2 separate regions of the Homo sapiens genome follow, and region 2 is linked to region 1. A link is an interaction called in ENCODE POLR2A ChIA-PET data of the cell type or tissue named here. Cell type or tissue: PC-3. All regions are shown on one strand. Each heading gives the region's core, and the rest is flanking DNA. Links, peaks and the distances in the headings are about the cores only.

What was found. ChIA-PET counts read pairs that join two places held together with the same protein. Peaks named below come from ENCODE experiments on the same cell type or tissue, not always from the same donor. Only the 100,000 strongest peaks of a DNase experiment are listed, where the experiment ranks them.
Region 2: POLR2A ChIA-PET joins it to region 1 with 6 read pairs; 1 of 35 experiments calls an interaction of 5 or more read pairs at or near these places.

The regions. Positions count from the first base shown.
Region 1 is chr14:68,359,719-68,364,113 of GRCh38, reverse strand. All of the region lies in intron 8 of RAD51B (RAD51 paralog B), which reads right to left. Among named protein-coding and RNA genes, the nearest start is that of RAD51B-AS1, 320 kb to the left of the region's middle. RefSeq lists an enhancer at 1-111. In PC-3, for the core only: a CTCF peak has its summit at 484 (motif pointing right); a DNase peak (open chromatin) is centred at 2,723; H3K27ac peaks cover 962 bases.
Region 2 is chr14:68,158,563-68,162,957 of GRCh38, reverse strand. All of the region lies in intron 7 of RAD51B (RAD51 paralog B), which reads right to left. All of the region lies in intron 2 of LOC105370546 (a long non-coding RNA gene), which reads left to right. Among named protein-coding and RNA genes, the nearest start is that of RAD51B, 340 kb to the right of the region's middle. In PC-3, for the core only: no CTCF peak of the experiment used is centred there; no DNase peak of the experiment used is centred there; H3K27ac peaks cover 410 bases.

The DNA.
Region 1 (4,395 bases), core at 280-4,279:
GTTAGGATGAGCGGATCGGGAAGGAACATGGCGAAGCAAAGCTGAGCTCAGCAGCAGATACTTCCTTCGCCACACACTCCCCGCACTGGAGAAGGAAGCCCGTGGAGGCCTCGCTCTCACTGGGGCGCGTGTGGGCAAACAAGCCTGCAGTCCAGCCAGAAGCGGCCTTCCCACCACACAACTTCCTCCTGTGGACGCTAACACTGACCGATGTGGCCCCTTCTCTGCAATCTCTGTGCAATGGAGCGGCTGATACGACTTCCAGCCTACACGGGAGCACACAGAAGCACAGTGGTTGAGGGTAGACTCTGAGTCTCACTAAGTGGGCAACTCCACCTTCACTGCACCCACACACGCGTGTGCACACACACTCCCACTCCCCGCCGGGAGAAAGACTGTGTTACAGCATCGCATGTATGCATTTTACCTTCAGAGATGATACCGGCCCAACCCTCCTCCTTGAGCCACAGAGCTATGTTAACCACAAGGTGGCAAACAAAAACAGGGAAGAAGGACACAGAGTGGGCGCCGCCGCAGGAGAGCCCTGCACACTCCAATGAGGAGGCCCCTGCACACTCCAATGAGGAGGCCCCCTTCACTCAGAGCCTGCACACCTGGAGATGAGCCTGTCTCCATACTGGCGGACACTGAGAATACACAAAAACACTGAAAATAAAACATGATATATTAACAGATATATCATACAGTTTATCTGTAAAATTCCTTTTATATATGCATATATTTTCTATGGAAATGGGTATGCATCACTTTATTGTTTAATCACCTATGTTAATTCACCAAACCATTACTTTATGCACAGTACAAATTTCTGAAAATACCAGAGTTTCAAAAATTCTGTTTATCGATAGAATTTGTTTTGGCTTCTATAAAACAAGGAGACATGGTACTTTGCAGTCTCAGGGGTAAGCAAAGCGGTATGAAAAACTATCTTGTACCCAAAATCTTTCCTCATGAAAGTCTCAACTGTGGCAATGTAGGTTTTTTTGCACCAAGTTTGCAATTGGGAAGTACTGCGATTTGAAAGTAGCTGGGTTCAGTGCACAAAGGCTCCGCCTATTTTCAGTTGTTTACCAGGAACACAAATGTCTCTAGGTTGCCCTCTCTCCTCCCAGTGGTGCCCAGGACTGTGCAAGAACCCCAGAGGCATTTGCCTTTCACAAACACACTCATTCAAACTAGAGATAAAAGTGAGAAGGAGCTAACAACATTTCTGTTCGTTTCTTTTTTTTTTTAATTTTTTTTTTGAGACGGAATCTCACTCTGTCACCCAGGCTGGAGTGCAGCGGCACAATCTCAGCTCACTGCAACCTCTGCCTCCTGGGTTCAAGCAATTCTCTTGCCTCAGCCTCCTGAGTAGCTGGGACTACAGGCGCCCACCACCATGCCCGGCTAATTTTTTGTATTTTTAGTAGAGACGGGGTTTCACCCTGTTAGCCAGGATGGTCTCGATCTCCTGATCTCGTGATCCGCCCACCTTGGCCTCCCAAAGTGTTGGGATTACAGGTGTGAGCCACTGCGCCCGGCCTCTGTTATGTTTCTTTCAGGTCTGGTGCTTACTCTTTTTCAGAGCAGTGATGGTTATGAAAGAACGTAGGTTCTAGAACCAGAAACTTGATCCCAAGCTCCCCAACTTCGCCTCTCTGTCCTCACCTTCTTATCTGTAAAATGGGGCTAACACTTACATCATCAGATTGCTATGAAAATTAGTTAATAATGAATTAATATATGAAAAATCCTTACAAAAATGGCTTGATGCATAGTAATAAATATTAGTTGCTGTAATAATTAACATATTTTTCTTGGCTTACTCTCTTTTAGGAATTTTAGTACCCCAGTCAAGGATTAACAAAAATAATGACAAGAGCTAACATTTATATTTTTTTGAGAGCTCACAATGTGTTAGGCACTAGAGGTCCTTTATATGTATTATATGTATTTAATTCTCACAACAATCCCATGAGGGAAGTTTGTAGGTATCTTCTTATAACCTTTAATAGATACACTGCATTAGTTTGAACTGTATGCTGTGGCCGATATTCAGCCACCTTAGATCTACAGAAGCAGTGACTTCTTAAGTTTAGCCTAATTTCTTTGGGGCGACTATAAAGACTTCAAGGGGCCAGGTGCAGTGGTTCATGCCTGTAATCCTAGCACTTTGGGAGGCTGAGGTGGGAGGATCGCTTGAGGTCAGGAGTTTGAGACCAGCCTGGCTAACATGGTAAAACCCTATCTCTACTAAAAATACAAAAATTAGCTGAATGTGGTGGCAGGTGCCTGTAATCCCAGCTACTCGGGAGGCTGAGGCAGAAGAATCTCTCGAACCTGGGACATGGAGGTTGCAGTGAGCTGAGATCGTGCCGCCATACTCCAGCCTGGGTGACAGAGTGAGACCCTGTCTCAAAAACAAACAGACAAACAAAAGACTTCAAGGGAACAAGGACCAGGTCAAGGGAATAAGATACATGAAACAAGCACCAGGAGACTCTCCCCTTTCTCCATCCTTACCCCCCATAGCTAAAACATAATGAGAGGATATGACTCAGGAAGAAAACAGTAGACATGATGATATTGGGTGTAGAAGAAGAGAAACTAAAGCTCTAGGGAGCAAAGTTAAGTGGCCAAGTGTAAAAGCAGTGGCTCTTGAAATTCCTGGCAAGAGTTCCCCAGCCTCAGAAAACAATTTCAAGGCCGCTCATTCACTCAGTAGGTACTTATTGAGCATCTAATCAGAGTCCTTGAAACAGGGTGGAAATGAGTAAGACCTGGCTTCTAACTTTGGTCCAACCATTTGTTAGCTCTATGACCCTGGGTGAGTTGCTTAACTTGTAAGTGCCAGGGCGCAGAAAACAGTATCCCAAACTATGGTGCTTTGGCAGGCTGAGTACTCTGAACTAAAGGATATTGGGTAGCCTCAGAGCTGCCTCAGAAGCAAAGTCTTTCTCTGACCTTCTCCTGCCCTCCTTGTCTCCCATCTCCCCTAAAGGGAATCACAGAAACCAGAATTCCTCTTCCTCAAGACAGGTCATAGAATCTAGAACCCCTCTCTCCCAAAGCAATCCATAAAACCTAGAAAGGTCATTCTCTCCCTTCTCCCTAAAACCCTTCATTTCAGAGGGGTCCTACCCCCTACCTGGAGGAAGGAATGCTATAGGGAGGCCAAGAAGAATCTGAACAGACAGGCCTTGCTCTGTCTACCCCCTCAGTCTGTCATCATTAGATCAGACCCTTTTTTGTCCAATCACATTTCTACACAGCTGCCCATTCTTCCTCAGACCAAAGCATAGAAACAGACCATCTTCCCTGGGCCTTTGGGTCTACATTTCTGAAGACTCCCTTGTCATGTAAAACTTTGATGAAATACATTTGTTATGCTTTTATCATCAACCTGTCTTTTGTTAAAGGGGTGTCAGCTGTGACCCTCATGATGAGTGAGGAAAGGTATCACATCTTTCCACCCCACCTAAGTCCCAATTTCCTCATCTCTAAAAAGGAGACAATATCATATACGATGTAGAGTTGTTGGGAGGATTAGAGATGAGTATGAAAAAGACCTAGTACATGGCACATGCCCAGTAAGAGTCATTACTGCTGCTGCTGGTAACACGAAGACTACTGCTGCCACTACTGCCACAGGCATTGTGCTAGCCACCTAAGGTTGGGCCCTGATGTCATGGATGTCAGCCAATGAAAGGAAGAATTACAGAAATAACGATGATAAGATGTGCCTAGCAAGGAAGCTCAGTGCACTTAGGGTAGCCTTTTATGGCCAGGAGGACTTCAGCCAGGGAAGGGTGGGGAGAAGGCATTCCAGGAGAGGGAGCGGCATCTGCAAAGGCACAGAAGCTGCAGAGGCACGTGGTGGGCTCTGAGCTGGGAAGCAGCTCAGTCTAGGAGTACATCTGGGGAAGAGGGAGTGAAGAGGAACAAGAGAAGGCCCGGAAGAGTGGCTAGGCCACAGAATGGAGAACATGGTCTCCCCGCCTCTACCAGGAGTTCAGAAACAAATAAGACTAGACATAGTTTTAGGAGATTCTTCTTTTAACTGCCAAATATAACATTTTGATTATTTTAAGTGTTTGTTGTTCAAGACTTAAGGAGCCCAGCCCAGGCTGACAAGGCCGTTTCCCTGCACCCTGCAAACACTGAGAAAGGTTAAAAGCAAACAAGTGGAAAGTACCCAGACCAAAGGCAAAGTAGACAAATTTTTTTTCCTTTCTTTCTCCTTCTTTCAGTAAACGAAAAGACTAGTCTCTAAAGTCTCTATTTCAAACAAAAAGGACAGACAGTTCTGGCTTCTAAATCCTGGCAAAGAACCACCACCACTCTTTTTAGAGAGAGAAAAAACACTGCCCCCCTACAACACACAACTTTCAG
Region 2 (4,395 bases), core at 78-4,077, 200 kb after region 1:
AATACATTTAACGCATTCTTCTGCTTTCATTATTCTTTCACAAAGCACATGCTTACAGGAAGAAAATTTCTGTATGCTTTTTAGTACATTAAATCCCTTATTATCATCCAAAGTTTTAGAAATGCTTTGGCTCAGTTTTGTTTGTTTGTTTGTTTTGTTTTGTTTTGTTTTTTGAGACGGATTCTCGCTCTGTCATCCAGGCTGGAGTGCAGTGGCACAATCTTGGCTCACTGCAACCTCTGCCTCCTGGGTTCACACCATTCTCCTGCCTCAGCCTCCCGAGTAGCTGGGACTACAGGCGCCCGCCACCACACCCGGCTAATTTTTTGTATTTTTAGTCAAGACGGGGTTTCACCGTGTTAGCTAGGATGGTCTCGATCTCCTGACCTCATGATTCGCCTGCCTCCGCCTCCCAAAGTGCTAGTATTACTGGCGTGAGCCACTACGCCCGGCAGCTCGGATTTTAAAAAATAATTATTTCCCCTGGTATAGAAACTTCTATATGAAATATTAAAAGGCTTTTGAGATAAACTTATATATTTCCTTTAAAAGCATTCAGTATTCAATTTAAAATATCCCTAGATTTCTATTTTAAGAAAAAAATTATAGGACTTATTTTAGAATGAAAAATTATGTCTGGGAAGTTAGCTTAAACTTGCATAAAACAAATATTTTAAAAAGGAATTTACGTTCTATTGCAATTTACTCACTAACCAAGATAATTCAATATTCTAAAGTTAGCTTCTATGGAAATTAAAGGAAGTTTCCCTGAATTAAGAGACAACTTAATTATACCTACATGTATGAATTATTTCAATCCTGCTCTCTATTACTTATTTCTCTCAAAACTGATGTTAATAGTAACAGCCGAGAAATTGAACCTAAAAAGCAGGGTTTCTTAACCTTACCACTACTGACATTTTAGGCTGGGTAATTCTTTGTTGTGAGGAATTGTTCTGTGCACTACAGGAGGTATAGGCATCCTAGCCTCTATACAGTAGCACCACACTCACCTCTGTGCACAGTTGTGACAATAAAAAAATGTCTCCAGAAATTACCAAATTTCCTCTGGGGGCAAAATCCCTCCTTTTTGAAGAATACTGCTGTAAAGTGATGGCAACCATCATGGTTTCACATTAAGGAGAAGGAGGAAGAAGCATGATGTTCTAGGGATACAAGGTGTGGAGAAAAGAGATGGGCTTTAGATTTAGGCAGATTTGGGTCAAAGTTAAGATCCTATCACTCATTAGCTATGCAGCCTCGTGAAAATTCACTTAATTAATCCTCAACTTCCTCATAAATGAAGTGAGAATAGTAACATTTTAGTTGACATTTGTCTTTCCCTGTCCAGAATCCCTTTTGGGGGGAAAAGACTTAAAAAGTCGTCTCTTCCTTTAGAGGAAACAGATCTCTTCTACTCTCAATCCAGTCCCTGACCCAGGGTTGAACACATGAACCAGGTTCAGCCAGTGATTTAATTGCATTCGCCAGGCCTTAATGCCTAGTGCAGGGATGTGCATGTGACCTATGCTGGGCCAATTATACTCAATTCTGAGACTCTGGCTCAAGCAATCAGGAAAGATTCATTCCCTTTCTACTAAGGTTGCTAAGCTAGTAGAGTATACACCTGGTGCTACTACACAGGAAAAACCTGAATAATAATAAAGCCAACCCAGTAGAAAACACGAGAGAGAAAGCCCTGACAAAATGATGTGTAATACCTGAAGTCAGATCTACTCCTTAGATTTTTCAATTGTGTTAGCTAGTGAATTCTCTTTTAACTTAAGTCAGTGTGAGTTGGTTTTAGCCTATAAAGTGCCTATCTCAAACAGGTGTTGAGAGGACCAAGTAAAATGAAAATAATAGGCCTATAAAGAGCTTCCTTCCCTTGAGTCCCAATTTATAGAAATCAAAACAAACACAACGATATAAGAGCCTAAAACACAATACTGTGAAGGATCAAACAAAAGAACTCACGTCTTGGCTTTGAGCTCTTTTCAATAAACTGCTAGACATTCCAAGAGAGTTTCAATTCATGGAGCCAAAAATGACTATGTAATTACCATGCAATGTTACCAACAATCAAGCCAATGAAAAGCACTTGCAGATTCTGGTTTGTTTGCCACCATTGTTTGTAAGTGGCCAATAGTATGGGTTTGCTTATAAAGGTTCCATAGGTTGATTTTATTTTATTGCCAGAAGGCTGAAAAAGGGATTTAGTAGATTAAAGCAAAAATAATAGGATTGGGACTAGGGTGAATCAAGCAAGGCACCCACTTCAAATGCAAAATTTTAGGAGCTACTAAAAAACTCAGTAGTCAAGATATAATATTTAATGCAATATTTTAAAAAATCAAAATTAATCCCACAAATCCATAGTGAAGAAAATATCAGAATTTTAAATAAAGACAGGATCAGTGTCATTGGTCTTTCATTTTGCCTCAGGCTCCAATATGACTTGGCAGGGCATTGCAAAACAGAGTAAGATTTCTAAGTTGTAAGAAGCAGAGACATATTTGGTGTTCACAAATAGCATCAAAGACCTGACTGCACTTGAGTGGCAACCTATTAAGAACTCTGAATTGAAAGCTAGGGAACTCAGGTTCAAGTTCCAGCTCTGCCATACTAAGGTATGTAACACTGAGCAAATTACCTGGCCTTTCTAATTTTAGGTTCTGGCATAAATAAATGGAAAGATCTATACCAGATGATTATTAAGATCTTTCTTAGCTCTAAAGTTATATGATTCCTTTGTAAAATGGATTTCTTTTGATGTCTAAAAACAAATCACAGTGAGTATGTTACATTTCCCAGCATTTGCGTCATCTGGGAGCTCATGAAATAGCAAGCTTTAACCATGAAGTCTGTCAGTGAAAATAACCCAGGTTGAGGGTGATTTTTTTTTTTAATAATAGGAGTGTTCTCACATGTTTCAAATGCCGTTTGATTGTAAGTTCCTACAATGGGGAAGTCGGCAGTTTTCTGTTGTGGGTATAGGGTAGCAGGTTGATCTGTGTCTCTAAAAATTGAAATAATTCACATGGCTACCCAATGACAAGCCCATTGAAGCATAAAGTAATTGGGTTAATAAGTGACTGCTTATAATTCCCAAAAATAGGAAAATGAAAATCTAAAATTGACAACAAAGCACATGACAAACATCTGGAACGGGAGTAAGAAAAAAGTGTAATATATTAACGCTAAAGAAATGGCATAATATGTTAAAAGTAGTAAATGGTTAGAAAGCATTGGAAATAGAATGTAAAAACTGAGTATGAAAAACTAAAATGTCTGTGTTCAGGGTCCAAGCATATACTTTGTCTTTTTTTTTTTTTTTTGAGATGGAGTTTTGCTCTGTCACCCAGGCTGGAGCACAGTGGTGCGATCTCAGCTCACTGCAACCTCCACCTCCCAGGTTCAAGTGATTCTTCTGCCTCAGCCTCCCGAGTAGCTGGGATTACAGGCACACGCCATCGTGGCTGGCTAATTTTTGTATTTTTAGTAGAGACAGGGTTTCACCATGTTGGTCAGGCTTGTCTCGAACTCCTGACCTCATGATCCGCCCACCGCAGCCTCCCAAAGTGCTGGGATTACAGGCGTGAGCCACCGTGACCAGCCTCAATAGCATTTTTAAAAGAACCTTGCAAATGAAAATGAGCTATTTTTTTAATCAATTTTTTAAATTTTAACTTTTTAATACAAAATTTCAAAGACAAGGTAGACATGATAGTATTCATGATAACCCCCCTAAACAGACACACCCATTACCAGCTTTAATAATTGTCAACTCATGGCTGATGTTATTACATCTACACCCCCATCAATTTCCCCTATTCTCATAAAGGGCTACTCATTTTAAGCCCCAAAACAAACCTTTTGGGAGCATTAGTTTCCCTGTTTATACAATGAAGGCAATTATATTAACCTTCTCACCTACAATAAAAGTTGCAAAAAAAAAATAACCAAATCTTTGAGGCTCTTCTAACACTTACTTTGGTGTCTGCTTGTAAGAAATAAAAAGATAGAAAACAGAATCAACTTTTGTTTAAATAAGTCTTTCTTCTAGGCAGTTCAAAGTGCTTTGGGAGAATTTATCTTTCATTCTCCCAGCACCTCTATGTGGCCAATGAAAGTATTATTATTCACCTTCAGCAGATATAGAAATTAAAGGAAAAGGAAATTATTCAGGCCGGATCAAATGAAGAATCGACAGGAGAGGCAAAAATAAATCCAGGTTTTCTGACTTCCCGTGTTCTTTCATTACGATATGCCACTTTTACTCCTATTATAATACATGTGGTTGAAACAACTGTTTTCCCTAAATGAAATGGACTTATCCTCTATCAAAAATTTTATACATTTAAAAGTGCTATATAGAGCAGTGTTATACAACAT